Linked DNA regions of Mus musculus: regions 1, 2, 3 and 4 are each linked to region 5. Evidence: chromatin loops called from intact Hi-C (ENCODE). Cell type or tissue: heart. All regions are shown on one strand. Each heading gives the region's core, and the rest is flanking DNA. Links, peaks and the distances in the headings are about the cores only.

Evidence for each region. Hi-C counts contacts between places; a loop is a spot of excess contacts. Peaks named below come from ENCODE experiments on the same cell type or tissue, not always from the same donor. Only the 100,000 strongest peaks of a DNase experiment are listed, where the experiment ranks them.
Region 1: a loop joins it to region 5, with 2.2 times the contacts of the local background. A loop is called at or near these places in 3 of 42 quality-filtered maps.
Region 2: a loop joins it to region 5, with 5 times the contacts of the local background. A loop is called at or near these places in 2 of 42 quality-filtered maps.
Region 3: it touches region 5 in a loop (10-fold over the local background); 29 of 42 quality-filtered maps call a loop at or near these places.
Region 4: it touches region 5 in a loop (3-fold over the local background); 3 of 42 quality-filtered maps call a loop at or near these places.

The regions. Positions count from the first base shown.
Region 1 is chr5:29,581,665-29,587,997 of GRCm38, reverse strand. Ube3c (ubiquitin protein ligase E3C) reads right to left here. Exons shown (of 23, transcript NM_133907.3): 2 at 670-723. Among named protein-coding and RNA genes, the nearest start is that of Ube3c, 16 kb to the right of the region's middle. In heart, for the core only: no CTCF peak of the experiment used is centred there; no DNase peak of the experiment used is centred there.
Region 2 is chr5:30,101,250-30,107,582 of GRCm38, reverse strand. It overlaps 3110082J24Rik (RIKEN cDNA 3110082J24 gene), which reads left to right and starts at 1,497. Exons shown (of 3, transcript NM_001256263.1): 1 at 1,497-1,576; 2 at 2,169-2,520; 3 at 3,665-3,999. The coding sequence starts at 2,224. The coding sequence ends at 3,694. It overlaps Garem2 (GRB2 associated regulator of MAPK1 subtype 2), which reads right to left and starts at 2,387. Exons shown (of 6, transcript NM_001167879.1): 1 at 2,180-2,387. The coding sequence starts at 2,291. In heart, for the core only: a CTCF peak has its summit at 3,074 (motif pointing left); DNase peaks (open chromatin) are centred at 2,602 and 3,072; H3K4me3 peaks cover 1,684 bases; H3K27ac peaks cover 276 bases; H3K27me3 peaks cover 4,041 bases.
Region 3 is chr5:29,685,387-29,691,719 of GRCm38, reverse strand. Gm42245 (a long non-coding RNA gene) reads left to right here. Exons shown (of 3, transcript XR_880916.3): 3 at 3,414-6,333. Among named protein-coding and RNA genes, the nearest start is that of Gm42245, 11 kb to the left of the region's middle. In heart, for the core only: CTCF peaks have their summits at 3,169 (motif pointing right) and 3,835 (motif pointing right); no DNase peak of the experiment used is centred there.
Region 4 is chr5:29,476,402-29,482,734 of GRCm38, reverse strand. Mnx1 (motor neuron and pancreas homeobox 1) reads left to right here and starts at 4,265. Exons shown (of 3, transcript NM_019944.2): 1 at 4,265-5,150. The coding sequence starts at 4,460. Gm24538 (a small nuclear RNA gene) reads left to right here and starts at 1,104; the gene lies at 1,104-1,210. In heart, for the core only: a CTCF peak has its summit at 3,249; no DNase peak of the experiment used is centred there; H3K4me3 peaks cover 1,762 bases; H3K27ac peaks cover 525 bases; H3K27me3 peaks cover 5,000 bases.
Region 5 is chr5:29,386,072-29,392,404 of GRCm38, reverse strand. Gm36086 (a long non-coding RNA gene) reads left to right here and starts at 4,103. Exons shown (of 3, transcript XR_389809.3): 1 at 4,103-4,176; 2 at 4,662-4,851; 3 at 4,971-5,545. In heart, for the core only: no CTCF peak of the experiment used is centred there; DNase peaks (open chromatin) are centred at 2,834, 3,294 and 4,014; H3K27ac peaks cover 650 bases.

The DNA of each region.
Region 1 (6,333 bases), core at 624-5,623, 200 kb before region 5:
ATGAGTTGTTGAAATAACAAGACCCAGGGCAGTGGTGGAAGCAGGCAGATCTAGGGATTCTAGACAGTTAGGGCTACAAAGACCCATGCCAAGACTACAAAGAGAGACCCTGTTTCAAAAATAAATAAATAGATAAATAAATAAATAAATAAATAAATAAAAAACAAGTAAAATGCAAGACCTAAAACTCTTATCTAGAAAAGCAAGAAAATGGAGTTTGAAACCAGCCTAGGCTATACAGCCAGGCTGGCAGGAAGGACTTAAAAACAGGAATTAAAAAACAAAGAAACAAGAAACAAAATGTCATTAGCTCTTCTTATCTTTTTCATCAATAGCTAAGGCAAATGTCTTAAAGTTCAGTTTTCTCCTTATATGGAGAAATATGAGCAATATACATTAAGCCTTTCTAGACCTTCTAGAAACCTTATAAGCAAAAAAAAAAAAAAAAAAAAAAAAAAAAACCAAAATCCTACATTTCTCTACCCAGAACTCAGCCTCAAGTCTATCTTTTCCTACAGTGGTTCAAGAATGAAAAATTGAACACATCCAAAACTGTTGCAAAAGATAAACATACATAACATACATACATGTACATGTAAAGCAAAGCTTTAAAAATAACTACAGAAAATGTGTCTATAAAGAGTAATATAGAGTAATCAAAACCATTACCTCTCTCTTGCGTCTTTCTTCCTGAGTGCGATGTAAAAGAGAAGCCTTTTCTTCCTAAATTCAAAGATAGACAATATTAGAATAATTTCAAGCCTGAAAACATCAAAGATTACAGAATGTGTTGGTCCAAAAAGGATTCCCAAAAATCTACTTAAAGTTAACACTCCCTGTTTTTGCTGGCATATGGAGAATCAAATATGCAAACAAGCACTGTAAAGTCAGCATATATGATGACATACAAACACATTATATAGAACTAAGCTTCTCCATCAATATATAAAGCTAAAGGAAACTATAGTTTCATCACAGAAAACTTCAAATAGAAGCCTTTATCTACTACACGTCCAAAAGCCATACAATTTGCTTTAAACTCACTAAAGGATTCCCCAATTTTACTAAAAGTTGCTTTGAAATTGGCATTTTAAACTCTTTAGACAAAGAAAAGCTAGAAAAATAGTATAGCTATCAAAAGCTGTTCTTTTTCAAACTGAGCTCCCTAATCTGAATATGCCTTTTCCACTTTTCTATACAACCAGACTCTCAACAGACTCTCACAAGTTCAGCATTAAAGCCACAAGCTTTTGACTAGTGGACTTTATCTGCTCTCAAATCACACTCAACATCCCTCATAGCACTTGGTTTCCCCCTACCAACACTCGTCCTTAACGATTCCTGTCTTGAATGTATGTATTAATCATGTCTACCAGCTTTAGTTTCCAACATTCTCTCATGCTTCAAGTGACATTATACAATAATAGCCATTATATTTTAATTCATAGATCCAGGTCTATTACCATGACTCCATACTTATAAAAATAACTAATGGCGGGGGTGGTGGGGGGGAATACAGCCTTCACTACAACTACTCAATAGACACAGCAGGCCATCAATTCCAGCTTAGAACAACCCAGAAGACACAATGTGACTATTCTGGTAGTCTTACCAAGACAAAGTACATGCATTTATTTGAAAAGGCCTTATATCTCTATGGTGAAATATGTACACTTGTAATAAACACATTGAACAAAATACATTACTTTTAAAATTACATTTTAAACCAGACAACGGCCCATAATCTGAGCTACTCAAGAGGGTAAATTCAAGGCAAGCCTGGGTAACTTAGTAGAATTCATCTTTAAAAAAAAAAAAAAAAAGTTTGGTGGGGCCAGCTGGAGATATATATCTTACTGCCATTATAACATGTATTAAGCCCCAGTTCAAATTCCAGTACTACCAAAATAAACTTAATTATTAACTTTGTTTTTTTAGAGGTTTTCTAATTTAGTGAAATTCTTTTTTTTCTTTTCTTTCTTTTTTTCTTTTATTAGATATTTTCTTTATTTACATTTCAAATGCTATCCTGAAAGTTCCCTACACCTTCCCCCTGCCCTGTTCCCCTACCTACCCACTCCCACTTCTTCACCCTGGTGTTCCCCTGTACTGGGGCATATAAAGTTTGCAAGACCAAGGGACCTCTCTTCCCAATGATGGCCGACTAGGCCATCTTCTGATACATATACAGCTAGAGACAAGAGCTCTGGGGATACTAGTTAGTTCATATTGTTGTTCCATCTATAGGGTTACAGACCCCTTCAGCTCCTTGGGTACTTTCTCTAGCTCCTCCATGGGGGGGCCCTGTGTTCCATCCTATGACTGTGAGCATCCACTTCTGTATTTGCCAGGCACTGGCATCAACAAATGGTACAGGCATTAACTGGCAGTTATCATGTAGAAGAATGCGAATTGATCCATTCTTATCTCCGTGTACAAAGCTCAAGTCTAAGTGGATCAAAGACACTGAAATTTATAGAGGAGAAAGTAGAGAAAAGCCTTGAAGATATGGGCACAGGGGAAAAATTCCTAAACAGAACAGCAATGGCTTGTGCTGTAAGATCAAGAATTGACAAATGGGACCTCATAACATTACAAAGCTTCTGTAAGGAAAAAGACACTGTCAATAAGACAAAAAGGCCACAAACAGATTGGGAAAGGATTTTTACCAATCTTAAATCTGATAGGGGACTAATACCCAATATATACAAAGAGCTCAAGAAGCTGGACTCCAGAAATTCAAATAACCCCATTAAAAAATGGGATACAGAGCTAAACAAAGAATTCTCAACTGAGAAATACCGAATGGCTGAGAAGCACCTGAAAAACTGTTCAACATCCTTTATCACCAGGGAAATGTAAATTTTGTTTTTTTTTGAGACAGGATTTTCTTCTATGTAGGCCTGGCTGGCCTAAACTCACAGAGATCCACCTGCTTTTGCCCCCTGAGTGCTGGGATAAAAAATAAACACTACCACACCCGGTAAATCATTTTTAATTAATTAAATATCAATAAGGGTTGTATGAGTTATCATTCTATAGGAGTTGTCCAGCTTGGGTTTTTTTGTTGTTGTCTGTGTGGTTGGTTGCTTGTTTTGTTTTTGTTTTGAGACAGACCAAGATCACATTGAATTCGCAGCAATCTACCTGCCTCTATAGATTAAAGGTCTCCCAGTAGGACCTGGAGCTCCCTTATTTGGCTAGGCTGGCAGCCACCAAGTCCCAGGGATCAGTCAATCTTTACCTCACTGTACTGGGATTGCACGCTCATTCATTGCCATCATGACTGAGGATCAAATTCAGGCCCTCATTTTTATATGGGAAGCACTTTTTCAATTGAGCTGTCACACCCCACCCCAGCTCCCAAACTGTAACACCACACTTGGGAGATAGAAGGATTAGAAATAAAACTAAAACAAAACCAGACAAACCCCTACAGTCCTGAAACCTGGCATCCTCCTGAACAAAGAAGGGCTCTGGCAGCTTCCAGTGTGAAGAGAAGCAGGTGCCTGCCTTCACAAGCCTGGAGCGGTCATCTGCTTTAACCAAAGTGGACACTCCATGCACTGACACTCCATGCACTGACACTGTTAAATGTTCCTGCACAGAGATCAGGAATGCTGCCTACAGAAGGAAGCAAATTTATTTTGGATAGTTTCCAGCACTAGAGCACAAAAGACCACATACCCTTTTGTTTAAGCCAGCATATTACCTTTGCCTTTCCTGTCACACAATGCTTTAGTCATGTCAATAGACAGCAAAGGATTTCCTCTAGTTTAGGGATTTAGAAATGGCTTCACAGCCTTGGTTATTCAGTAAAGGAGCCATCAGTCCAGCCTATAACAGGATGTTCCTTCCAAGAGAACAGATCAACTGTCTGCCCTGGAGAACAGTGGCTCCACAATCTGGTTCTCAATCTACCTATCTGTATACACAACTGTGTCATCAGGGAGGAAAAAATCTTGTTCAATATCTTGTTTGCTTTGTCACAAATCATTACTTCCAAACCTAACTGTGGCAGCAGGTTACCCAATTAGTAATTTTGCAGCCATAGCTTTACAGATCAACAGGATCCAAGAGATCTTGGATCTCAAAACTGTGACGGTGGTTTTCCCTGGAATTGGGGTACATAATAGGACAAGTTCATTCTCTTAGCCACTGCAAAACAAAAAACAAAAAACAAAAAAAAAATGAAAAACCCCCCAAAACAAACAAACAAACAAACACAAAAAACAAACAAACAAAAAAAACCTCAAAAAGCTCAATCTACTTGTTTTTTTATGTTTTTCCTTTGTAGCTATCAAGTTTATAGTAAAGACTAAAAGATGTTTCCAAAGAGTCAGAAATGTGATAGAGATATACCAACTATTCTACTCATTATCAATACCTTTGTTTATATAACCATTTTCACCTTCAGATTTTATAAATTTTCCTTTAGTATCTAACTGGTTATCAGGTTCAGTAGTTAACAGGAATAAAAAGCACAGGCATGACTTTAATTTCCAATGTGACTCATACTAGTAAAAGTGCAGTTTTACCATGAGGCTGAAAATGAACCAGCCTACAAGGCAGACAGGAATTCGGATCAGAATCTGCAAAATAACATGAGTTTTGCAGCTCCATCCTGTAGCTGCATCACTGAACCACACTTACTGAGTTTTTGTTAAAATCTCAAAAATAAATTTAATTTAATTAAATCTCAACATCAAGGATGACATTCTCTAAAACAGCTGCAAAGCTTAGCTTAGACATGTAAATTTGATCACAAAATTCAAATTTTTTACAAAGCAAACCATCATAGCCAATATCCAAGACAAATCACAAAGTGGGAACAAATATTTGAAACAGCACAAAAATGACCTGTTATAGCATTCAGTAATAATATGAAAAGCAACAACCAAAGAGAAAAATCAGCAAAAGTATATGTACCTCACAGAAAATATATCTTCTAATCACAAGAAGTTCAATTCCAGTTAAGAAAAAAAAAAGTGAAAAATTATAAATAAGGATTTCTTATTTCTATATGTGAAAGAAATATCAAATATGAGTCTTTTCTAATACTATAAAACTTGTGCGTAGGACAAGGAATTAAGATCTTTTTGTCTCCTCTACCTTATAAGACTTGGAAATATTTGAATCTTCCCCATCCAGTAAAACCCTGTTTACTCAAAGACCCAGTGCTCGATTCTAGGAATTTGATTCCTTCCCTACTTCCTCCATTTCCTATGCACCAATTCTTTCAGATTATTCAGACAATTGAATAAGATTGTGAGGTAGACTCTAGCCAACTGGGAAAATAAAGTTGCAAATTTCCTTAGTATAAAAACCAAATCCATGTCCCATCTTGGTGTGTATTTGCTCTTACAGAGCACATCCTCTTGGTCCAAGTAACGTGTTTACTTCATCCAGACACTTCAGTAAGAATGGTGGTCTCTTTCTTTGTGATGCTGAATTTATTTCTAACGTGTATTTGGGATATATATAATGTTAACTAATGCAATGTGTAGGGCACGTAGAAGAACAAGATCTTTCATACACTGACATAACTTCCTCAGAGATAACTTAGAAACACTTACTCAATCCAAAACTTGCACTTAGAAGTTTCATTTTCAGGAATTTAATCTATAGATGGTAATGATAGTCACAAGAATATTCTTTTAAGTGTTATTTGAATAAGAGAGGGGGAAAATACTGCCCGGTATGGTGGTGCACATCTCTAATGTCATCATTTGGAAAGCAGTTGATAGGAGGGTGGCTAAAACAATCTGGGTATAGAGACAATCAAGTTTCAGATTAGCCAGGACTTCTCAGTGAGACCTGTCTCAAAAAACAAACAAAAGAACCTAAACCACTCAATCTTGAAAGCAACTTTAACAGCCATTTAAACTATCAGCAGTGAGAGAGAACACGGTACTAAAGCCAGTCCCAGAGTCACTCAACAATGCAGTGGATCTGCCTGCCTTACCCTTCTCCCAGCTGGATTATTAAGGGAAAAAGACAGGTACTGGGATTAAGGAGCATTAGACTGCTTTCAACAAGGAGAGGAATGTAGGCACCTACATGATACACACAGAGGACAGCCGTGGGAGGCTGTGGAAAGTCCAGAAGCCAAGTCTGAAAAAGAGAAATAAAATCTGGGAGGGAAGGAAAGGACAGAGTGAAAAGAAAAGTGGACAATTTTGTTTATTTTCCACTGTTTGATTTATTGCCCATGTAAACTAGTTATTTTCTTGCTTTTAAATCTTTTATTGGACTTATTTTTATTTTTGAGTCAAGGGTTCTCTATGTAACCCTGTATACAAGGCTGACCTCAACTCATCCGCCTTCCTCTAC
Region 2 (6,333 bases), core at 929-5,928, 710 kb before region 5:
GTTTCCTCTCTGCCCACTGCCACAGAGTCTTACATTCACAGGACCTCAAAGGATAGGGGAGGAAACCCCACCCCAGAGAAGCTATTTCTTAAAGTTGGGGTAGCACAGGCACTGGATTTAGGAAAGCAGAGTGGGGGAGGGGGAAGGAGTCTAGTCTGAGGGAAACAGCCCAGGGGCAGAGGTGCAGGGGTTGGGAGGGGTCTGGGCTCAAGAGGCTCCATCCCCAGCAACGGTTTCCAGGGGAGCAGGAGGGGGCAGCCCAGCTTCCAGGAGACTGATGGGGCGTATCCTGGATGCAGCTGGTGGGCACAGTGGGGGTGGGGATGTCTCCTTCCCAGCCCCCTCACGTGCACACGCGCGTGTGGGCATACACACACACACACACACACACACACATCTTACAATTTTTCTACCAGCCCAATGAATGGGAAATGGTTTACTCTAACAGCGGGGGACTTCATAAAGCATGTCTATGTGGGGTGAACAATGGGTGGGGTATGCAGGGCTTTCAGGGGAAGATCTCCCATTCTGGGTGTGAGGATGTATGTGCACTAAAGTGCAAATATGCACAGGGGAGGTTTGTTGTTTCTCCTCCAGCTCTACAAGCTCTCCTTGGAGCTAATCTAACAAGCCCCACCCCCCACTCCTCCACAGAGACACAGGCCAAAGCCACACAGGTATACACACCAATAGCCAGGGGTCACCCTCAGCAATAGTTCAGCTGCACCCAACAAGACAAATGCTTGTCATCCAAACAGCACAACTCAGTCTCAAGATCCTACCAGGGGACCCCTCCTGAATGCATACCAACGAGAGGACTTCCAAGGACACACAATTTCAAGCATACATTTTTATTCTAATGGTTACGACAGTAATAACCACACTGTCACAGACAGCTAGGCCATCCCACACTATTGCTCATTCATTCATTCACTTAATGAATGAATGTCCATACTCCTTGGCCCTCCCCAAAAGCCAGCAGCCCTGTGGAATGGGGCGCACAGGTGTCAGGGAAGCACAGAGAAGTCCTAGCCATAAAGAAGCGCTCAGAAAAGAACTCAAAGAAAAGGGTGTCAAAGAGATGCGTGGGAAGTGAGCAGGAAGAACCTAGGGCAGAATTTCCTATTCACAAGCAGACACAGTCCAGCTGCAAGCGCAGTCCTGGGATCTCACGCTGAGCAGTGAGTGAGGTCCCACCAGAGTTAGACTGCCAGGTATTCCACCTAAAGGACCGGGACACACTGAAGTCCCACTGAGCCTGCTTCGGCCCGCCTGGTGCTCACTGTGCCCAGTTCTTGCTGTTGCGGGTCTGAGGAGGGGCTGCCAGTCCAAGAACAGCACAGGAGTCCCATTAGCATTCAGGGAAGCGAGTGTGCCAACGCGGGCCAAACCCCTATTCTTCTCACACACAAAACCCCCAGCCTGGCTGCCAGCCCCGGCTCCCGCCCCTCCCCCAACCAAACAGCTCCCCTTTCCCCCAACACTACAGTCCTCTTGCTCTGTGCAGCCTTCAGGCTCTCCTATATTCGGTCCCATCATCGGAACACCCGCACCTGCTGGCGAAATAGGACGAGAGGTGGGGGAGGGCCGGGGGTCCTCTGCTGAGATAGGGAAGGGTGTGTGTGTGTGGGAGGGGGGTGCCTGGTGGCCGGCCCGCTCACTCAGGCCTCTCCGGAGGATAGTCTGCCCGTTGCCAAAAGACCTCAGGATGTCAAAGGACGGTTCAGGAAAGGTCCCAAAAAGGGACTAGCGGGGATGGTAGGGAAAGACCTATCGTGGTCCAAGAGATGCGGTACGATGAAGGTGAGAGGCTGGAAGACAAAGGGATCAAGGGGGTGCGGCCTGGGCAGGGGCCGATAGGCGCCGGGAAAGCGGGGTGCACCGACAGAGCGGCCCACAGACTCAGCATCGCTACTGGCTCCAGGGGGACTGAAAACTTTGTTGCAACCCTGCGGCCAGTTACTAACCCTGTGGGGGGTCGGAGGGGCCCAGAAGCGGCTCCCAGACTTGGGGGCTCCGGTTGTGCCAGGAGCAGCCCCAGAAGACAAGCAAAGCCCCCCATCAACGGGGACAGGGAGGGTAGTGACTGAATGCGCCTGTAAGTCCTGCCAGCTCCAACAGAGCGAAGCCCCGACTTTTCGCATCCTCCGCCTCCGTCTCCCCTCTAGACACCGGGTACCTGGTCCGAGGCAGGCGAGCGTGGGCAGGCGGCAGCGGCTGACGATGAGGTCCAGCGGGAAAGCGCCCATGCTCCAGCGCAGCCCGGCCAGCCCGGCCGCCAGCTTCTCCATGGCATGGGCGCTCCCCGGGGTTCGCCGTCCCGGGACCCCGACGGCCAGTCCCGCGCAGCTCGGGCTGCGCGCCCACCACCTCCTCCTGGGCCGAAGCGGCGCTCCCCGCCTGGCAGCCCAGCTGAGCCTCGGGAGTCACGTGGCCAGCCTCCTTCCACGGGGCATCAGCCCCCACCCCCATCCCCGCCCCGCGCCCCGCCCGCCGGGCCCGCACCCCCGGAGCGCCCAGGTGACAGGGTGCTCGGGGTGGAGATGGTTAGGGAAAAGAGAACAGGTCCGATGGGACTCTGGCCGGGTGGGTGTCCGAGGTTTTCCCCTCGTGCCAAGGCCTCGCGGAGTCCGGACTCAGGATTGCTGCGTTGCTCACATCCGCTACTCCAAGCTCAGCGGCGGGGATGCTCAGACTGGGGAGGAGCAAAGAGGGCAGGCGGCACTTGGAGTTTGAATCTAAGTAGTGTTGGAATCCTGTAAGAGCACTTTCCGAAACCCCGCTCCACCCCCCCCACGCCCTCCCCCTCCCCCCAATCTGCTCTGTAGATGGGAAAACAGATTCAAACCTGAACGATTGGGGTCAGTGGCAGCACTCTTTTTTTTTTTTTTTTTTTTTTTTTTAAACCGTCTCTTTCTTTTCTGTTCTTTCTACCAACTTTCATATCCCCTCCTGTCTGAAGCTCTCGAGTTCTTAGAGGAGAAGCCTTTCCCAGAAACTTTGCTGGCCTTGCTCTCGCACCCATCTGGAGGCTCACTTCGCTTCAGTGTGTCTGCGGCGCCCTCTGCAGGTGCAGGCCGGTCGTGGCTGAGTGCTCTTCAAGAAGGACCTTGGTCCCTAGTCTGGTCCTTAAAAGTATGGACTCTATTCAGTCTTGGCCTCCATGCCCTCAGGAGACTTCAACACGTGTACACACAAACCCTTTCATCTGATGCGCCTGAACCCGTCTTTTTGTATGTAGTCTAGGTTGGTCTTCCCACCCTCCTGCCTTAACCTCCTGGAGTACTACAGGCCAGGCATTACAGCCTTGAGCCATGGCGCCAAGAGCGTTTTTTCCCTTTTCTTTTTCCATACTCAGGGCCTGCCACGTGTGCTCCTCCAGCCCTTCTCTTGTTTTCGGTTTTCAGACAAGGCTCAAGAAGCTGCCCGGGCTGACCTTGAACTTCTTTCTAGCATAGCCACATCATTGAATTTCCCTTCCTTCTGCCTCAGTACCCCAAGCAGTATTTAATGGGCGTGGGGGCAGATGAAGGATGGAGCCGTGAAAGAGATGAGTGAATGAAAGTTCACTTTCCCACCTGGTAGGGAAGAGGGTCTCTCTTGAATAGTGTGACCACATGTTGTGTAATAGTTTCCTCTGAAGTTGAAACATTTTATCCTGCAGGCAAGCTTCTTAAGAAAGAAGATAAACTAAAGGAGCCTCAGGAAGTCCCTGAAACTCATCAGATTCTTTAGGACCAGCTCCAAAGCCATGCAACAAAGAAGACTCTGAGACCAGATCAGCAAGACCTGGAAGAAGCAGAAGCCTACCGAGCTACCTTGAAGAGGCTTAGACCAACTGAGCCACCTTGGAAGGGCACTCTCCCACCTGTTGAGCAGTGCAGTGTATTCCAGATTCCCAGCTTCGTGAGCCGGGGTGGGCTTTAGTAATGCAGCTGTCTTCGAATCACTTCTGCTCTATATTCCTTCCCCACATTCCCAATAAAACTCATGGTTCAGGAAACATAACTTTGGTGGCATCTGTAGTTTGGTCTGTCATGGGCTCCCTGAGGTGAGTAGATATGTGTGCCTCCACAGGAAAAGTTTTGTCACACAACACAATATGACAGTTTATAGGGTAAAGGCCAGGGCTGCAAGCATAACCCAGACTCTGGACAGCAGTTGTGTAGGGCTATACTGCCAAACCCTGAAGTAGGCATCACATCTTGAGGCAGTATTCTCATGCATGTTCCTCACAGAGTGCTCACAAGTTCCCAGTGAACATTTTATTATCAGCCATGGCTCCAGGGATACCTGGTCCTTTTAAGTAGGAATAGTCCTTTTAAATTCACAATCTGGGTGCCGAAATGCTCATTGCCATAAACCTTTCAGCTACAACACTATGTAGCTCAGGCTGACCAATCAGCTATAACATTATGTAGCTCAGGACTCATGTTAGGTGATGCCGCAGGACATGTCTGCCTTGTTTTTTAAACTACATTACATGTGTGACCAGTGTTTGATGCGACTCTACATGTTACAAGTGTACCTTGTGTATGATGCTGCTGCAAATGTGTACATGTGTGCCTCATGTGTGCTGTTGCAGCACATGTATACATGTGTGCCTGAGTGTGCTGCTGCTGTACATGTGTACATATGTGCCTGGTGTGTGATGCCACTGTACATGTGTGCCGGGTGTGTTCTGCCTCCCTACATGTGTGCCTGGTATGTGAATCCACTGATAATGTGTACATGTGTGCCTGGTGTGTGATGCTGCTGCTCATGTGTTCATGTGTACCTGGTGTTTGCCTGGTGTGTGATACCACTTTACATGTGATCCAGGTGTGAGATGATGCTGTTCATGTGTTCCTGTGTGCCTGGTGTGTGATGCTGCAGCACATGAGTTCATGTGTGGCTCTATATATGATGCTGCTGCACATGTGTTCATGTGTGCCATGTTTGTGATGCTGCTGTACATGTATATGTGTGTGCAAGGTGTGTGATTTTGTTGTACGTGTGTACATGTGTACCTGGTATATGATGCCACTGCATTGTGTGCCTGTTGAGTGATGCTGCTGCACATGTGTGCTTGGTGTGTGAAGCTCCTTCACATGTGTACATGTGTTCTGGGTGAGTGATGTTGCTTCCCATGTGTATATGTGTTCCCGTTGTGTGATGCTGCTTCACATGTGTTCATGTGTGCTTGTTGGGTGATGCTGCTTGACAAGTCTGCCTTGTTTTCTAAACTATATTTCATGTGTGACCAGTGTTTGTTGCGACTCTACATGTGTACAAGTGTGCCTTGTGTATGATGCTGCTGCAAATGTGTACCTGTATGCCTCGTGTGTGCTGCTGCAGCACATGTATACATGTGTGCCTGAGTATGCTGCTGCTGTACGTGTGTACATATGTGCCTGGTGTGTGATGCCACTGTACATGTGTGCAGGGTGTGTGATGCCACTGTACATGTGAACATGTGGGCCTCCTATGTGATGCTGCTGCACATGTGTACATGTGTGCCAGGTGTGTTCTGCCTCTATACATGTGTGCCTGGTATGTGAATCCACTGATAATGTGTACATATGTGACTGGTGTGTGATACCACTTTACATGTGATCCAGGTGTGAGATGATACTGTTCATGTGTTCATGTGTGCCTGGTGTGTGATGGATGGTGCAGCACATGAGTTCATGTGTGGCTCTATGTGTGATGATGCTGCACATGTGTTCATGTCTGCCTGTTGGGTGATGCCGCCGGACATGTCTGCCTTGTTTTCTAAACTATATTTCATGTGTGACCAGTGTTTGTTGCGACTCTACATGTGTACAAGTGTGCCTTGTGTATGATGCTGTTGCACATATGTACATGTATGCCTTGTGTGTGCTGCTGCAGCACATGTATACATGTGTGCCTGAGTGTGCTGCTGCTGTACATGTATACATATGTGCCTGGTGTGTGATGCCACTGTACATGTATGCAGGGTGTGTGATGCCACTGTACATGTGAACATGTGGGCCTCCTATGTGATGCTGCTGCACATGTGTTCATGTGTGCCGGGTGTGGGTGTGTTCTGCCTCTATACATGTGTGCCTGGTATGTGATTCCACTGTTAATGTGTACATGTGTGCCTGGTGTGTGATGCTGCTGCTCATGTGTTCATGTGTACCTGGTGTTTGGCTGGTGTGTGATACCATGTTACATTTGATCCAGGTATGAGATGATGCTGTACATGTGTTCATGTGTGCTGTGTGTATGATGCTGCTATACATGTATACATGTCTGCAAAGTGTGTGATTTTGTTATACATATGTACATGTGTACCTGGTGTGTGATGCCACTGCATTGTGTGACTGG
Region 3 (6,333 bases), core at 940-5,939, 300 kb before region 5:
TGCATTGGGTTGAAGGCCTTTCTGTTGTACATACCCGGCAAGCTACCTACTGTCTCAGGCAGCATGAGCATTGTCCCTCAATCCCAGCTTCTCCATGGGTGGTGCCTTCTTGGCTTTTCTCAGGCACTTAAGTAGTAAGTGTTGCTTCTACCTCAGGCCATGGTTCAGGCACTGCCCATGGCAAGTGCAGTATAATTGCATCAGCTGCTCGTAGGACATGTCTACCAGTTGATCCAGGTTAATGCTGTGGTGGTGAACTTATTGAAGATCTGTTTCTTCTTCTGTTTCACTTCAACCATCTTGGGTCTTTGTGTTTCTTTGCAGCAACGGAAACCTGGTTGTTTGTTTGTATGTCTGCACAGCATGTGCATGCCTAGTATTCATGGAGACCAGAAGGGTATATTGGATACCCTGGAACTAGAGTTACAAACTATGGTAAGCAGCTATGTAGGTGCTGTGAATTGACCCTAGGCTCTCTGGAAGATCAAGAAGAACTATTATGCTGAGCCATTTCTTCAGCTCACAAATGGGATTTAAAAATTAGTTTTATCAGGCTGGAGAGATGGCTCAGCAGTTAAGAGCACTGACTGTTCTTCCAAAGGTCCTGAGTTCAAATCCCAGCAACCACATGGTGGCTCACAACCATCTGTAATGGGATCCGATGTCTTCTTCTGGTGTGTCTGAAGACAGCAACAGTGTACTCATTTACTTAAAATAAATAAATAAATAAATAAGTAAAAAAATCAGTTTTATTAAGATATAAAAATTCAGAAATATACAGTTTTGGGTCCGTGAGATGACTTTGCATATAAAGGTGCTTGCTGCCAAGGTTGATGTCCTGTGTTTGATTCCTGGGAACCACATAATAGAAAGAAAAAAACAGGCCGGGCGTCGTGGCGCACGCCTTTAATCCCAGCACTTGGGAGGCAGAGGCAGGCGGATTTCTGAGTTCGAGGCCAGCCAGGTCTACAGAGTGAGTTCCAGGACAGCCAGGGCTACACAGAGAAACCCTGTCTCGAAAAACCAAAAAAAAGAAAAAACAGATTCTGGAAAATTGTTCCTTAACCTCCCAAGTGAGCCCTGAAGATGCCCCACAACCACTGCCCCACATACACACAATCAGTAAATAAAATGTAGTAAGAGTAATAAAATAATATGAACTAACCAGAACTGTGTCTCTAGTTGCATATGTAGCAGAGGATGGCCTAGTCAGTCATCACTGGGAGGAGAGGCCCTTGGTCTTGTGAAGATCATATGCCCCAGTATAGGGGAATGCCTGGGCCAGGAAGAGGGAGTGGGTGGGTTGGGGAGCAGGGCGGTGGAGGGTATAGGGGACTTTCAGGATAGCATTTGAAATGTAAATGAAGAAAATATTGTAGTGGCTATTCCTGGTTGTCAACTTGACTATATTTGGAATGAACTACAATCCACAATTGGAAGGCTCACCAGTGACCCTTATCTGGAGGCTGGGAGATAGAAGTTTCTGATCTGGATCTTGGTATGGAGACCTTGAGGCATAGTGGCTATGGATTCCAGATTAAATCTCCAAATTCAAGGTCATCTGGGATTAAAGGTGTGGTGGAACATACCTTTAATCCCAGATCAAAGCTCTTGCTCCCTCGCCTGCTTGCCAAGTGGGACTGAGTAACTTCTAGATACTTGGACTTCCATTCGCAGCTACTACTGAACCATTGTTGGGAATTGGACTGCAGACTGTAAGTCATCAATAAATTCCTTTACTATATAGAGACTATTCATAAGTTCTGTGACTCTAGAGAACCCTAACTAATACAAATATCTAATAAAAAAAGAGTAATAAAATAAAATATACTGTTTTTTTGGAGGCTGGAGCTATGGTTCAATTGGAACGATACCTACCTGTGATGAAAACCTAGGTTTGATCCCCAACACCACATAAACTGGCTATGGTGCACACTTGGAATTCCAGAACAGGGCAGGTTGTGAAATGAGGATCAGAAGTTACCCTTGGTTACACAGTGAGCTTGAGGCCAGTCTCATGTGCAAAGAATCTTGTCTCAGAAGTAAATCAATACATCAACATAAAAAAATGTGGGCTCAGTGGTTAAGAACACTTGGTGCATTTGCAGAGAAACTAGGTTCAGTTCTCTTATATGGTGGCTCACAAGCTTCTCATAACTCCAATTCCAGATGATGGAGTGCCTCTTCTGGCCTCCACAGACACTAAGCACACACACACAGTGCACATATACACATACAAAAAAGATTTATACACATTGAAAATGATATATAATGTTTGAGACAGGGTCTTACTGTGTAGCCCTGGCTGGCTGGGGAACTTACCCTGTAGGCCATGCTGGCCTTGAATTTAGAGATCTGTCTACCTACCTATGTCTTCCAACTGCTGGGATTAAAAGCATATATCACCATACTTAGCAGTACTCAATGCTCTTCCAAAGGACCCAAGTTTGGTTCTTAGCACCCAGCTGGCAGCTAACAACCATTTGTAACTCCAATTCTTGAGGGTTCAGTGCCCTTTTCTGGCCTCCATAGGCACTATATACGTGGTCAGAAACAGATACACATGCAGACAAAACACCCACACATATACAAAATAAAAACAAGTCTTTAAAAACATTAGGGATGGTGAGATGGACATCTTGCTGCTAAGTCTGACAACCTGAGTTTCATCCCTGGGATCCACCAGGGGAGGAGAGAACCAACTCCTGAAATTTGTCCCTTGACTTCCACAAGTGTGTACACATACATCACACACTCACGAAGTAAATGAATAAACATAATTTAAAAAAATTTAAAGGGCTGTCATATATAGTGGTACATGCCTTTGATCTCAGTACTTGGAAAGCAGAGGCAGGCCAATCTGGTCTAATAATGAGTTCCAGGATAGCCCGAGCTACAGAATGAGACCCTGACTTTTTGTGTGTTTGTTTTTTAAGAATGGGTTTCTCTGTGTAACAGCCCTGGATGTGCTGGACTGGGCTGGCCTTGAACTCACAGAGATTTACCTAACCCAGCTTCTTGAGTGCTTGGATTAATGGCATACCCTACTAAGATCCTATCTTTAAAAAAGCGTGTGTGTGTGGGGGGGGCGTGGGGGCGGAATGGGGAGGTTGGTGAGATGACTCACTGTTAATGTTCTGGCCACAAAGACTGACAAACTGAGTTGGATCCCAGGATCCCACAAGGTGGCAGGAAAGAGCTGATCTCCGTAAGTCCTCTGCCACATGTACATACGTTTTTGTTCTAACAAATCAATATAAATAACATTTCAAAAAGTAAACAATTTTTACGTTGAGTAATACTCATAAGGTTGTACAACCAGATCTACTACGGAATCCCAGAACATTCTCACAGGTTGTCACCTTTTGTCACTCTCTGACAGCCCTGTAACCACCTACCTTTATCTTCTCTAGGAGCCTGCCCACTCTGCATATCTCACTGAAGGGAAACAGCCAGGATTTGTTGGTTAGCACCATTGCTTTCCACTTAGTGCTGTCCTCATGGCTCACCCGGTGAATTCACTAATGCTGCTGAGGACATCGGTGTGCTCTCTAATGTGGATGCTGTGTGATGTGATGTTCCCACTTCTGACCTGGAGAGCTGCTCAGCCTTGTATTCCTACCACCGGGTTGTCACAACGTGATGAAGAGACACAAGAAAGACAAGCCTGATCAGCTTGTAAATAGATTAAAATGCTATGATTCATCAGTTGCTGCTGAGCAGTAGCTGGATAGGGGGCTGCATGGAGAGTGGACATTGTGCCTGTCAAGTTGCAGAGTCTCACTGACCACTAAGTGGGGCATGCTCCCTGTTCAGTCTAAGCCTAACTGACTTTGGCCACTAGGTGGCAAAATTCCCATTTAGATATCAAGCAGGGGTCCTTGGTGCGTGCACCCATCCCTGCACTCATCTGTGCAGGCCAGACCTGGAGGCACACTCTTGGAGATGGGTGGGAAACAGCATCCATCAGTGAGAACATGAATGCACGTAAGTAAGTCTTAACTTGAAAAGAACTCAGCTAAGCCTTTCTTTAAATTCGGTGTGTCAATGTGTGTGCAGGTGAGCACATGCCACAACCTGCATATGGAGGTCAGTAGATTCTTTTCTGCCACCTTGTGGGATCCTGGGATCCAAGGGATAGCCTGAATAGAAGCATCTACAGGGCCCAGCAAAGCCTTTCATCTTTGAACAGATCAATCACTCACCAAATATTTCTGAGCACCTATTGTGCACTAGATATTATTCTATGTGTTGAGAACTTGGCAATGTATCAAACAGACACAATAAAACTTATATTAGTGGGACGAGGAAGAAAGAGATGAGTGACACGGTGTAATATACCATGCAGGAAATAGTGCTAGAGAAGTGAAAGAAGCTGGGTGATGGTGGTGAATGTCTTTAATCCCAGCACTTAGGAGACAGAGGTAGATGGAGCTCTGTGAGTTCAAGGACAGCCTAGTCTACAGAGTGAGTTCCAGGACAGCCAGGTTATGCAGTGAAATCCTGTCTTGAAAAAACAAATAAAAAGAAGTGAAGGAAGATGGTCCTGTTATATAGGAAACAAACAACAAAACCCTCCAAAGAACTGTGGAGTTTCATGTTTCTTTTCAGCTAGAGTCTGTTGTCAAGTTAGCTTCAAGCATCTCTCACCCCAGTCTCCAGAGGATCTGGGTGTCTTTCCCACCCAGAGAGTGCACAGCTGGCAGGAATTTCATAGAATCCACCAGAAATGCCACAGCAGTGGAGGCTGAGGACAAATTAAGACCATGCTTGAGGTCAGGTGTAATGGCACACACCTTTATCTCAGCACTTGAGAGGCAGAGGTGGGTGGATCTCTGAGTTTTAGGCCAGCCTGATCTACATAGAGTTCCAGGACAGCCGGGGCTGCATATTGAGATCTTGTCTCAAACAAACAAGCAAACAAACAAGTCACACTCAGTGCCACTGTATGCCTCAGTTCTGGCTGAGACAGACATCAAGAGGATTTCCCAGAGTAGACAGAGCACAGAGCCCTTTGCCTCTTGTATCTCTAGGACAGGACAGGCTCATCAGGGTGGTTACTGAATGTGGGAACTGAAGATTGTGGTGATGAATCTCATGGACTGAGATATAACACTGGATTAGTAGAACATAACTTTTGAATGTTCGTGAGGATGATGCAGGAGCCCTAAATGGATGAATGCTTGGATGGGCTCCTAACATTGTGGGTGGGGACATGAGCGCCAGTCCAGTGAAGTGGTCACTGGAAGCTTACCGGTAGCAATCCTGTCCTGGCGCTTTGCTGCCTCTCCTGAGTTCTTCATGGCATCACATTCTACAATGATTCTCTGACAATCTGCATGGGTGGGCAAGTGACTACTGACTGAACTCTTTATGAGCCAAAACAAATTCCTCTTCCCCTTGATTTGGGCAGGGATTTGGTCACAGCAATAAGAAAGGGAACTTATATGGAAGGCAAGAATGGCCCAGTATACAAGTCAGCATGCTTCTGAGAAGCTAGAAAACCAGGAGTGTGCTGGAAAGATGGCTCAATGATTAAGAGCACTGACTGCTCTTCTGAAGGTCCTGAGTTCAAATCCCAGCAACCACATAGTGGCTCAAAACCATCTGTAATGAGATCTGATGCCCTCTTCTGGTGTGTCTAAAGACAGCTACCATATACTCATAAACATAAAATAAATAATTCTAAAAAAGAGGAGGAGGAGAAAACCAGGAGTGCTGCCTAAGCAGCAGCAGAGGCCATGAGAGACTGTGTCTGGCAACTTCCCAGGAACCCTGGGCATCTGACCTGGTAGGTGACTGGTCCAGTGTGTGATGGCAGAAGTAATACTGGAAGCCTACTCTATTCCCTCAGTTAGAACACTTTGTAACTTTGCCTTAGAAGGGCTTAGTACTGAAAAGATCTCTTTCTTTTTTCTTTTTGAGATGAGGTCTCGCCAGGTTGCCTAGATTGGGTTCAAACTTCTAGGTACAAATAGGAGCTTCAGCCTCCCCAGGTATGTACCATCACACCCAGCTTATAAAGAAATTTGTTTTCTAGAAATGACCTGGGTAGGATTATCAAGGGTTTACTGAAAACTACATGGTGGGAAACTACCCCCTTCCCTCAGTCTAAGCTTGGAATCAAGTTTTCATATCCCAGGTGCCACATGCTTTGGTTTTCAGATGGAGTTTAAGGCCACATCTTAAGCTCTGTGAAGGAGGCTGTGTTTGGTGGGTGGAAGTTTGTGTATGTCATTGATGATTTTGAGAGACCATTCTGGATTAGAATGTGGATGGGAGAGCTAATTCAGGTGGATGCCTGACTTCCTAAGAGTGAGGCCAGGGACCACC
Region 4 (6,333 bases), core at 871-5,870, 90 kb before region 5:
AAGGGAAGCCTTAAAATGTTTTTTTTTTTAAAGATTTATTTATTTATTATATGTAAGTACATTGTAGCTGTCTTCAGACACACCAGAAGAGGGAGTCAGATCTCGTTACAGATGGTTGTGAGCCACCATGTGGTTGCTGGGATTTGAACTCTGGACCTTCGGAAGAGCAGTAGGGTGCTCTAACCCACTGAGCCATCTCACCAGCCCCGCCTCAAAATGTTGATGTGAGTTAACTCTCATGGAGTTCAAAAGGGCTGAGAAGTCAGTCTTCATGAACCTTTCTCCATGAGGCTGCTGTGGGCAGGGGGTTGCTTGTTTTAAGTTTTGGAAACAGCCAGACAAATGGCAGGTGTGTGGAGGGAGATGCAGGGAATGCTGCCTTCCATCCAGTCTCCTAGCCATACCTCCAGGCTCTTGGCCTTTTTGTTAATGGCTATTATATATTGTACCTGCTGCATTCCACAGAAAGGGATGTGTTTGTAGGTGATCAGTTATAGAATCAATGCTGACCTGACCTGTGAATATGGGTGCATGTAGGTTTTGTTCTGAGTTCTTGTATAATGTCAGGGGTAAAACTTGTAGATTATAACATCTTTGTAAGTTTTCTTTTTATGTTTGCATTGTGTGTATGTTTGTGTCTATTTATGGGAATGCACGTACCCAAAGAGGCCATAAGAGGGAATCCGATTTCCTGTAGCTGGAGTTGGAGGTGGTTGTGAGTGTGAGTGGTGGGAACCCAACTTGGGTCCTCCTCAAGAGCTGCACTCACTCTTAAGCACTGAACTGTGGAACCACTATACTCCCCACCCCAACATCTTATTTCCTTGTGGTTATTTGTATAAATCAACACACCTTTCTCAGTAATGAGAGGAGGCTCAATCACAAGTTATATTCAGTAACTTAATGCAAGACCCAAAAGAGGGATCCTGGCTAGACGCAGAGAAAAAAATGACTGGGAGCCAGATGATTAAATGTACACCGGGCCTTAAATTCCAGCCTCTTTTGGGTAGGAGAGGTCTTCCTCTCTGCCCTCCAAGAGCCTCATTTGGCCCCTGGGGCTTCTGGAGAAGGGAGCTACCTTGAGGCACAACAATGGGAATGCTGTGCTCACTTCGGCAGCACCTATACTAAAACTGAACCGATACAGAGAAGATTAGCATGGCCCCTGCGCAAGGATGACATGCAAATTTGTGAAGCATTCCTTATTTTTTTTTGCCAGGACCAGGAATGGGAACAGGTGGGTTGGGGAGCAGAGGGAGGGGAGAGGGGATAGGGGATTTGGGGAGGGGAAACTAGGAAAGGGGATAACATTTGAAATGTAAATAAAGAAAATATCTAATAAAAAAAAAAAAAAGAATAGGCATGCTTCTGGGACCAGACCTTTGATCTCTCAAGGGTACCGTAGTAAACCCCCAGCTCAGTCCCAGGCTGCCCCAGAGCCAGCTGGGCTGGGTCAATAGACGCTGGGAACAGGAAGAGACGCAGCATGCTCACTCCACTCGTAAAACACACAAAGATCCCAGTTCCAGACGACTCCCAGTCTCTCTCCCAACTCCCACCTCTCAGGATACAAGTTCCCGCTCAAACCGAAGCAGAATATATGATCATATTCAAGCCCTTTGACTTCAGAGTCTTTTTGGCCCAACCCCCACTTTGTCAAACAAAGAAATATATCCATCAAGTCTGATATGCAAATTTCCCCTTCGCTGAAGGGGCTCTTGATACAACCTCACTCAGCCCACAGGTGGTGGGGACTGGTGTGGGTTAGCCTGGTGGATGGTCAAACACCAGACGAAGTGGGAAGGGTTTGAAAGGGATTTAGAAGCTTTTGGATCACATCCCCTACACAACAAACAGGAAATGAATTCCTCTTCTCGGATGACTTTACTAAGGAAACCTGTGCCTAAACTCAGTAGACCTAATACTGTATCATCACCAAAAACAACCCTGGTTGTGTAGTTTAGAGATGATTCGGGTCCATGAGGTCCACCCCAGGAAAATCTCATCTGCAGCCACCCTTTTTTTCCTCCTTCTTCTCCTTTGTTTGTTTTGTTGTTGTTTTTTTCAAGACAGGGTATCTCTGTGTAGCATTTTTGGTTGCTGTCCTGGAACTGGCTCTGTAGACTAGGCTGGCCTAGAACTCACAGACCCCACCTGCCTCTGCCTCCTGAGTGCTGGGATTAGAGACTTGCCTCACCATGGTTAGGTTCTCTTTCTTCTTTGGGACTCTCATCTGGAAAAGGCCCATGGGCCTTAAACACAAGTTTCTGTAAATGCAATGGGGTCAAGACTGAATCCTGGGGATGGGGGTAGGGCATCCCAGCATCCTTACTTGCCTTAATTGGGCTTCCAAGATAGGAGAACTGGCAGGGAACCACTCATGGAACACAAGTGTTCCTTTAACCCTCTAAAAGGCAGAGCTGCATTTTCATCACCCCAAAGAGACAGCACCTAAAGACAAGAGCTATGTGCTTGTACTATTTTCAGACTAGCTGGAGGCCTTTGCAAAGCTGTGCACAACTTACTCCAAGATGTTCCCCGCTGGGTTCCAGATTTTCCAGCCAGGACCACCCTGTCATAATAAAAACTCCACTCAGCCGAGCATGGTGGCGCACACCTTTAATCCCAGCACTTGGGAGGCAGAGGCAGGAGGATTTCTGAGTTCGAGGCCAGCCTGGTCTACAGAGTGAGTTCCAAGACAGCCAGGGCTAGACAGAGAAACCCTGTCTCCAAAATCAAAAACAAAAACAAAACAAAAACAACAAAAACAAAAAACCTACTCACTCATCCCAACAGAATCACTGCGTTAAATCTCTCCTAAACAAAACTTGTTGACAGGGAAAATATAGTCCTTACTTATATTTATCGTTACCCCCCACCCCCAATCCCTCTTGAAACAGCTTTGCCTGCTACTTTTAAATTCACCCAACAAGGATTGTCCTAGCCTCCTGGCCTTCCCTGGGCCATTTCCGATCTTTTATTAACCTCTCACCTGGTTGGGAAGCCGCGATCCAGAGACCTGGAACTCCCTCCCACTTTCCCCTCGTGTTTGGGGAAGATACCCGAGAATGGAGCTAGCGAGAAAGCTTGATTTCTCAAACTACTTATTGATTCGTTACATTAAAAAAAAAAAGCCCCCGGAAGCGTGTTTACAGTAAATATTTGATATGTGCGCAGGCTGAGGTCTGGATTCACACTTTAATACGGTCTCTGGAAGCCCTTTCTTGATTTTCCTGAACTCGGCCGGCAGGAGGAGGCGAGAGCCTGATAGTGGCTCCCTTAGCCTGCGAACTGGCTCAGTCCGAGGGAGCAGTCCTCGGCCAATTCCCGCAAAGCCTTTTTCCTACACCCCCACAAGGCAAGGCTCTAATAGAACTTGGTTCTCACCTAGGTCCGGCTCAGTGGCACCTGTGCAAACGACCTTCAAGTCAATGTGCATCTCTGAGTTGGAAAACTGCTCTCTCTCCACTCTGACTGAAGATTTGTAGGCTTCAACCTCTAATACCGTATTTATACACACCGAAACCCTACAAACAAACATTTGCGGCGCATGATACTTTTGGGGGAGGGGCAGATAAGAAGGTTCGACCTGCTGAGGGTTAATGACAGGGACGCAAACCATCTTGAAGCAATCAACACTCAGGAACGCGAGAGATTTTGGGAAACCGAACAGTCTTCAGTGTACTAAGCTCAGGGTCCCGTTTTGGGTACCTAGTGGACTTCAGGGGTGAGGACCCACCTAGTTCCTCAGTGCAGAACATTCCACAACTCCCTCAAGGGAGCGCGAGTAGCTGGAGGAAGATAAGGCGTCCGCCTCTGGAGGAACAAGGTGTCAAAGGGACTCGGGGGGCACTCACTGGGACCCAGGGTTACTGGCGCTCACCACTCTCCCAGCAGCAAGGAAGCAGTAAGCTTGTGTTCAGCCTCCAAACTCTCCAACCTGCCTCCTCCGGCCACCTACGCTGTTCACCACCGGCTGCTTAGGACCTGGGGGCGCAGGGGCGGGGCGTCAGGCTAATTGGACCGTGACAGGTGAGCCCCTCGGCCAATCGCCGGGCAGACAGCCCTCCTCGGGCCCCCGCTGAGCGCGCCAATCCCAGACCGCCCTGAGCTTCAAGTGTGCGGAGGGGCGCGGGTCCCCACCAAGGCACCAGTGGCCTCGATGCGGTCGCTTGAGCTCTTGAGAGCAGAGAGCCGGTCTCCCCAACACAAACTCGCAGGAGCGCTCCGGTGGAAGTTCATACCAGTGAGTGGAGCGCGGTCCCCACGAGGACCGCAAAGAGGAGGCGCCTGGACGATGGTCGCTCTCAGCTGAGTTTCCGGCTGCGACTTTATTGGCAAAAAATCGCAGTAACAATACCGGCCCCAAGGCTGGCCACCGCCACGCTCAGTCTCCGTAAGCCCGCACACGACTGCATCGCCCACCCTTGGACCCTGATTGTCAGCTCCAATCGAGCCGATGGAAAAATCCAAAAATTTCCGCATCGACGCCCTGCTGGCCGTGGATCCCCCGCGAGCCGCCTCCACGCAGAGCGCGCCTCTGGCCTTGGTCACTTCCCTCGCGACTACAGTATCTGGTCCCGGCCGCGGCGGCAGCGGCGGCGGGGGGACCAGTAGCGGGGCGAGCCGTAGCTGCAGTCCCGCATCCTCGGAGGCCACTGCAGCGCCCGGTGACCGGCTGAGAGCTGAGAGCCCGTCGCCCCCACGCTTGCTGGCTGCACACTGCGCGCTGCTGCCCAAGCCCGGATTCCTGGGCGCCGGAGGAGGCGGCGGCGCGGCGGGTGGGCCGGGCACTCCCCACCACCACGCGCACCCTGGTGCAGCAGCCGCCGCGGCTGCCGCTGCCGCTGCCGCGGCTGCCGGTGGCCTGGCACTGGGGCTGCACCCGGGGGGCGCACAGGGCGGCGCGGGCCTCCCTGCACAGGCGGCTCTCTATGGACACCCGGTCTACAGTTATTCGGCAGCAGCTGCAGCGGCCGCGCTAGCTGGCCAGCACCCGGCGCTTTCCTACTCATACCCTCAGGTGCAGGGCGCGCACCCTGCGCACCCTGCCGACCCCATCAAGCTGGGTGCCAGCACCTTCCAACTGGACCAGTGGCTGCGCGCGTCTACTGCGGGCATGATCCTGCCCAAGATGCCGGACTTCAGCTGTGAGTACCTGCGCCGCACCCGGACAGTTCTCACGCGCATCCTCCTCTCTCGCACCCCCTTCCTTTTGCTCTCACCTCCTAGCGAGCTGTGGAAGAGCATCGAAGCCTCTGTGGCTCATTCCTGGGCCTGTGAGGCCTCTCGTGGGCCGCACAGAATGAAAGGAGCCTCAAATTATTAAGATGGCCACAAGCAGGCCTTGGCCTCTCTATCTCTCTTAACAGACAGGGGAGGTTGGAGGTGTGAGGCTAAAACCTAAAGAATAACCTGCAAGCTGGACAAGGAAGTGCGCGGAAAGGCTAGCCTCGATTAGGGCAGGTTTTGGGGGTCGCTGAAACCGGGGACTTATCTTGAGAAAATGAACTTTGTCAGAGGTTCCATTATAGGCTATGAAGAGACACATCACTGGGTCCAGAAGTAGCTCTTCCGTGGCCCTTGTAAGGACTCTGCCTTCCTTTGAAGGGCAAGACATTTGCATGTCTCTGTCTCTCTGTCTGTCTCTGTCTGTCTCTGTCTCTGTCTCTGTCTCTGTCTCTCTCTCTCTCTCTGTGTGTGTGTGTGTGTGTGTGTGTGTGTGTGTGTGTGTTGGTGAGGGTGGGCGTCCCTCCAAATGATGTCGAACTGGTCTGTTTGAATATAAGGTCACCGGGTCTATAAATAGAAAGTGCCTGGCTGGGAACTTCAGGTGCTCAACACCTTGGGGAGTTCCTGTCCAAGGTGAGGGCACAAAGGTCCAGTCTTCTGCATCCTCTCTGTTACCCAATAGGGACAACCTTGCGGGAGGGGGGACATTTCCGACTTCCCTGGCACATGCAGCGTCTGTGTAGGGCACCCTGGCTCTGATTTCTGCTCTGTGCCTGACTTGGATAGGGGCAAGCTGCCTTTCCTGAATGGATGGACCAGAAGATGTATATGGCTTTCTCCTGTCAGCCACTCAACACCCAAACAAAGAGACCCCATTGTTTCCGTCTGAGTGGGTTTGTTTAGACTGGGAAGATGCAGGCACTGGAGGGAGAAAAAAAGCAAAAAAGAAAACAGAAATAAACATTTGCCAGAATTCAGATTCCTCTGCTGGAAGCGGTGGTCATGACTAAACAGAGAAAGCTGGGGCCCCAGAGAACCGCAGAAGTAGCAAGGTGGTGAGAGAATCACAGCCTGCGCACTTGTTTGCTCGCAGCCACCCAG
Region 5 (6,333 bases), core at 680-5,679:
ATATCATAGCTACACTGTCAGATGACATGATAAAATACCAGCTTTGTAAGGTAGCAAGTTTGGCTTAGGCCTATACTTAGTCTGAGGCTACTGTGGATGCCAGAACAAAGTTTTTACACAGAGAAACCAAGCACAGAGCACCTTTGCCTGAGTGACAGTCAGATGTGATTAGTAAGCATTGTAGGTAGAGCCAAATCATGATTACAGATGAGTGTTGATATCAGCCATCTTCAGTGCTCAATAAACATCTGTCTGGGCTGTCAGTTTAGTAAACACACCTACTTCTCTCTTCAGAATACCAAAGCATGCCCTGGGAACATTGGGAACTCATAAATTGTGGGATGGGGGTTTCTCACACACTGGCCTGGTGTAATTCATGAAGCCCTCCTCTGCCTTGCCCATTATAGGAATGTCAGACTGGATTTATCTGAGAAGGTCTCAGAAGAGAGGGGGTTATTGATGGCAAATGGATCTTCACACAGAGGAAATCATAAGTACTTTTGAAAAAAAAAGGTAAGGAAGAAAATCCTTTTTATTTGAAAGGGCTATAAATCAGCACATAATCTCAAATTCACAAGCAAACCTTTAATGCAATAAGCTGATAGCAGATACATTACTGAAGACACAAACACATAATTATCTTAAAATCTACCCTGGCTGGAAGGGTAGTGTATCTCCAAAATAGAATTCATCTTATAATAGTAAAAACATACAATAACATGTTTGCTTTTTTGAGTTTTAACTTTTATCCTCATGTATAGAAAGGCAAGCAAAGCCTGTTTATAAATTAGTATCCCAGACTACCCAGAAACTCCTTACATTCTCTAGTCAGAAAAAGCAGACTTTGATGACAAGAATAAGGAGCATTTGAAACTCTCTATTAAAGTGTTGGCTTGACAGGGTCCCCAAGAACTGAAGGGGTCTGCAGCCCCATAGGAGGAACAACAATATGAACCAACCAGTACCCCAGAGCTCCCAGGGACTAAACCACCAACCAAAGAGTACACACGGAGGGACTCAAGGCTTCAGCTGCAAATGTAGCAGAGGATGGTCTTGTCAGTCATCAATGGAAGGAGAGGCTCTTGGTCCTGTGAAGGCTTGATGCCCCAGTATAGGGAAATGCCAGGACAGGGAAGCGGGAGTGGGTGTGGTAGTGAGCAAGGGGAGGGGGATGGGATGGGGGGGTTGGAGGAGAAATGAGGAAAGGGAATAAAATTTGAAGTGTAAATAAAGAAAATATAAAATAATAATAATATAATCAAGAATAAGAAAAATAACAAAATAAAGTGTTGGCTTGACTAGTCATTGTGGCTTTTATTATAGTACCCTGTGGGGGAGGGGCAGAGGTGGGTGGATCTCTTCGAGTTCAAGTCCAGCCTGGTCTACATATCTAGTGCCAGGCTAGGCAAAGCTACATTGTGATCCTCTGTCTTAAAAAACAAAAACAAAAACAAAACAAAACAGTGGGTTCAGCAATCAGCATTCTTAACTTCACAGACATCATTTCTGGGATACATCATACACTTCGTTCCCTAACTTGGAACTTCCATGGACTGAGGAGGCTGTCAGGGGTGGGGATATGTGCACAGGTGTGATCCTGCTGTGGATTAGAGTGTTTAGTGTGGCCAGCATAATGGGATGTGTGCATCTGTGCCCTTCTTTGTATTCACACATCTATCAATACATAACTACACCTAAAACAGTATCTGTATAGATATCTGTATAGATAGTATCTATATCCATAATTATAAATGTGCTTGTGCCTTTGTTTGCTTGTATCTACACACAGAGCCATATTTAGGGCTGTCTCCATATATACATATACATATCAATATCATTTTCTATATATAATACATATATATGTGTATATATACGTATATATAACTGTCTTCTCTCACATAGTTTTTTTTTTTATTGCTGAGGCTAGTTCTTTTTAAAATCCATTATATGAGTATAAGTGTTTGTCCGTGTGTATGTACATGCACCAAATTCGCTCTGTGTCTGAGGAAGTAGGAAGATCTTGTGGAGAGAGAATTGTAACAAGTGGATGCTGGGAACTGAACCCTACTTCTTTTGCCACAGCAGCAAGTGCTGTAAACCACTGAGAGGGGTCTCTAGTTCATCCTACACACAGTTTGCTGTTCAGGGTTGTTCTGTGTTAGTTTGGCCTGCATGTCGTCCACTTCCATGCTGGAGCCATGAGGGCAGGTGAGAGAGTTCCTGGCTTAGTCTGAGATGTGCCCTTTCTAGGCTCTGCTGTTTGTCAGCAGCAGATTCCAGGCACCATATTTCACTTCATTGTTTTTCAGTTTCCTCATCTGCAAGTATTGATTACAGTCTTTGTTTACTTGCTGGATTATTGTGAAATTAAATAATATGTGCTGAGGACATCTGTAAGATACTACATAAAGTTAAAAATGACTGACTTCAATTTATGCATCTAGTTTGGGAGGTAAAATAAGAGGATAAATTTTTCTCTTAAAGTTACTTCTGCAGAGAACCATTGTGATCCATTATTCTGTATCCACACAGAGAGCACTGGGGACCTCAGAACAACCCCAGTCCAGGAGCAGAAAGCTCTGTTCATTGCCCTGGCTTCTTGCAGCTGGGCAAGGAAGGAAGCACGAAAGATTCTCCGATCCAAGTTGATTCCAACTCCAAGGCCGTTTAGGAATTATTAAATGTTAAGTGTGATAAGTAACATTAGTTTTTGGCTGAAATTATTCTAATATTCTTAATTCACGTTGGCCTCTTGTCTGCAAGCTTGGCACTCTTTCAGGAAAGAAAGGACAGGTCTTCGAAGATCCCCAGTACTGCGTGTGGCGCTCGCGCCCCCTAGCGGTGCTCCTTGGCCGGCGTGTTACCACTGCCCCTAAGCACCCACAAATGTTGCACACAAAAAAAATTGGCTGCTCCCTCTCTAGATCAATTAAGGAATGGGATGATCTAAGAAACTTCAGCTAGGTTCTCACCTAGTCCCTTATGTCTGCTCTCTGGCGGCATTTGTACATTATTTGTAGTCCATTTGGAAGTGATGTTTTCTGTGAAGCATGTAGGGCTAGTTCAGTAGCATCTGGCATCTTCATTTTAAAGTCAGTGTGTGATGGGCATGGTTCAGGGACTGCCTGAACACAGGGTTTGTAGCACACTCCTAGGAGAGTCAATTTGCAGATGGGTACAGGGCTGGAGGGCTGAGAGTGGCAGGGTGTGTTGGAACGCCATAGCATGTGAACACAAAGCAGACACAGATCTTTCCATCAAGGTTCGTATGCCAGCTCAGTGAGACTTTCCAGCCCCCTTGCCCAGGCTCTGCAAAGATGCCTGCTTAGTGCCGAGGTTACAGCCAGCAGCTGGGAACTGGTTCTCAAGAGTGAACCAGGCCTGTGGGAGGAGTGAGGTTGCTGTGCTTTGTGTCCTGACCCTGCGGTACTCAGAGTGGAGAGGAGCCTGTTCTCAGATATTTTCTTCACATGTTTTTGTCTGATGGTTTGTCTTGTAACCTCAGAGCCAAGAGCTGACTAAAAGATATTGCCTCATTTAAAGACATCCCCCCTCTTTGGCCAAGAAGGCTTAGATGTTGCAACTATGCCATTTTTCCAGCTCAATTCCAATCATGTGTCATCAGGACTTGGAAACAGGGCTAAGAGAGAGAGAGAGAGAGACAAACAACATCAAGTTGGCCTGGAAAGAATGCAATTGAGTACAATCAGGAAACCCCGAGTCTGGAACAAGGAAAGTTTCAGCAATTTAACCCCCTGCCCACTCCCTCCTGGGTTGGAGCTCCGGCCTCAGACACCTGGGTTCATCCTGTGTCCTGGGGCATGAAGCTCCTCTGCTCGCTTAGGTTAAGGGCCAACTCCAGCTGATTCTGGCCCTCCTACGACTCTGACTTCATGCTTAATGGATGCTCCTGGCTAGGCTCTGGGCTGGCTGCCTCAGGGGAACAATACATGTGAAGTTCTGGGGAAATTCTCTGAGCTTCCTATAGATACTTCTTTGCTCCACTTGGCCAGGGGCCAGTGAAACTGAAAAAAAAAAATCTCATGTTCTACTTCCTGCCCTGCCTGGTCTGACCCTTTGATTACTCCACTGGGGAGGAGCCCGGGAGCCGCTTCCTTGGGAAGCATTTTCCAGAAGCCACAGGATGCCCAGCCTCATCCCAAGAGTCCCTCCAAGGTTTGTACAAGTGAGTCAAGAGTAGAATGAACGCTCAGGCATTGTTTAGTGGAATCAAAACCGACAAGAACTGAGAGTAACCTGAGTCTGGTTAAGTAAATACAGCCACACCAGCTAGCCAGTGGAGTGGACTACTGATCAAACATGAAGGAGGAGGAAGAGGAGGAGGGGGAAGAAGAGGAGGAGGAGGGGGAGGAAGAGGAGGAGGAGGAGGAGAGGGAGGAGGAGGAGGAAGAGGAGGAGGAGGAGGAGGAGGAGGAGATCATCTGGACGCTATAGATGGGAAAATAGCCAAAGTGTATCATTAAGCAAGTTTGCAGTCACTATGACAAGCTACAAAATGCTTATGTATGCTCAGGGAATTCCAGAAGAACTTTACCCACAGATGTTGCTCAAAGAACAACAGGAAGCAGATCCAAGGAAGAGGGGGAGAAAGGCACAGTGCTCTGACATGCCTTCCTTGCTGCTTCCATCTTTCTTCTCAGGAAGTATACTTCAAAAGCTACTGTGAAGGACAGTTTCCTGGAGCATTTACAGGCCAACTGACCAGTTGGAGTGTTTTCCAGCCTGAGACTTTCAGCATTTGGCTTTGAAGTACTCATTCCCAAGGCATATGTGAGAACTTTGTAGATGGGCATGCCTGAACTCCGTCTATGCTCTGTGTTCTAGACAGAGGTAGGTTAATCAGTGCTTTTAATTAACCCAACCTGGGTCTGAAGGACCACAGGGAAAAACATCTTGTCCTTTGCCTGACTCACCATCTCTGGCATTGGAGCATTCTGTTTTTCTCCTAGATCATGCACCAAGTTGCCCAAGTTTTTCCTCATCCTCTTATGCGACTTCCTGCCATCATCCACTGTGAGCCCCAGGAACCCAGTAAGCCCTCTCCATGCTTGGGCTGAATCTCACCGGATCAGGCATTTGGATGTCAAATGTGCTGTCCAGAGCTGAGAGCAGATCATATGATGTCTGAACAAGTCTCTCACCTTAGGCCCAGTGAGGTTTTGCTCTCCTAGAGACCTTGTGATGGGGCACTGCCGGATCTGTTCCTGCCGTAACTGCAGACATTAAACCAAACCAATCACACACATGGTTGATGGCACCAAACAGATAGCGTGTATCCTGGTCATGCCTCTTTGTCTCTTCTGCTAGCAGACTCTTGATCAAACACCACTCTTTTCCTTTTTTTGAGACAGATTCTCACCATGTGTGGCTGGTCTTGAACTTGCTATCAGAGGTCACCCTCCAGGCACAGCCTTTGATTCACAAGGGTTACACATATACTACCATCTGTGGGTTTTATCCTTCATTATACTTCAATGAGAATCAGTCATTGAAATTTACACTTAACATAAAAACTTTTTTAAAAATCAGAGTCAGGCGGTGGTGGCGCACGCCTTTAATCCCAGCTCTTGGGAGGCAGAGGTAGGTGGATTTCTGAGTTCGAGGCCAGCCTGGTCTACAGAGTGAGTTCCAAGACCGCCAAGGCTCACAGAGAAACCCTGTCTTGAAAAAAACTACCAAAAACAGTAAACAAAAAAATCAGAGACAGATGTCAAAGGTAGATGTGGAAGACCCCTCCATGATTCTCTGAGCCAGCTCAAGTTCTGGGTCCATGCATTTCCTCTGATCATTTCTTATCAACATCAGTCACAAATCCCCACCCGAAATTAAAGCTTCTTTCTTTCTGTCTAAGCATCTTGGCTTAGAGCCAGTCTTGATATATAACCCACTCAAGCTTAGAATTTTCAATGCTATTCTTGTTACCCTCCAGAGTTACAGGTTACAGACATGTGCCGCCATGCAACATTTTCAGCATCCTTTTTTTTTTCTTAGAAAACTATGAACCTTATGATACTGACACATACCTATACATGCATACAATGTTACAAAAGTCAGTCTACTTTGCTTGGTTCATCTGAAGGCTGCTACTAGAAGACTTACTTCAGGGCAGCAAGGTTGAGGGCATTTAAGCCCATTCCCACAGTGACACACCTACTTCAACAAAGCCACACCTTTTAATAGTGCCACTCCCTGGGCCAAATATATACAAACCAACACAGAGGGGAGAAAATGGGAGGAGCCTGGTAGTTTTGCTGTGTATTTTGCATGGTGATGAACGCAAGATTTTTTTCTTTTTTCTTTTTTCTTTTTTTG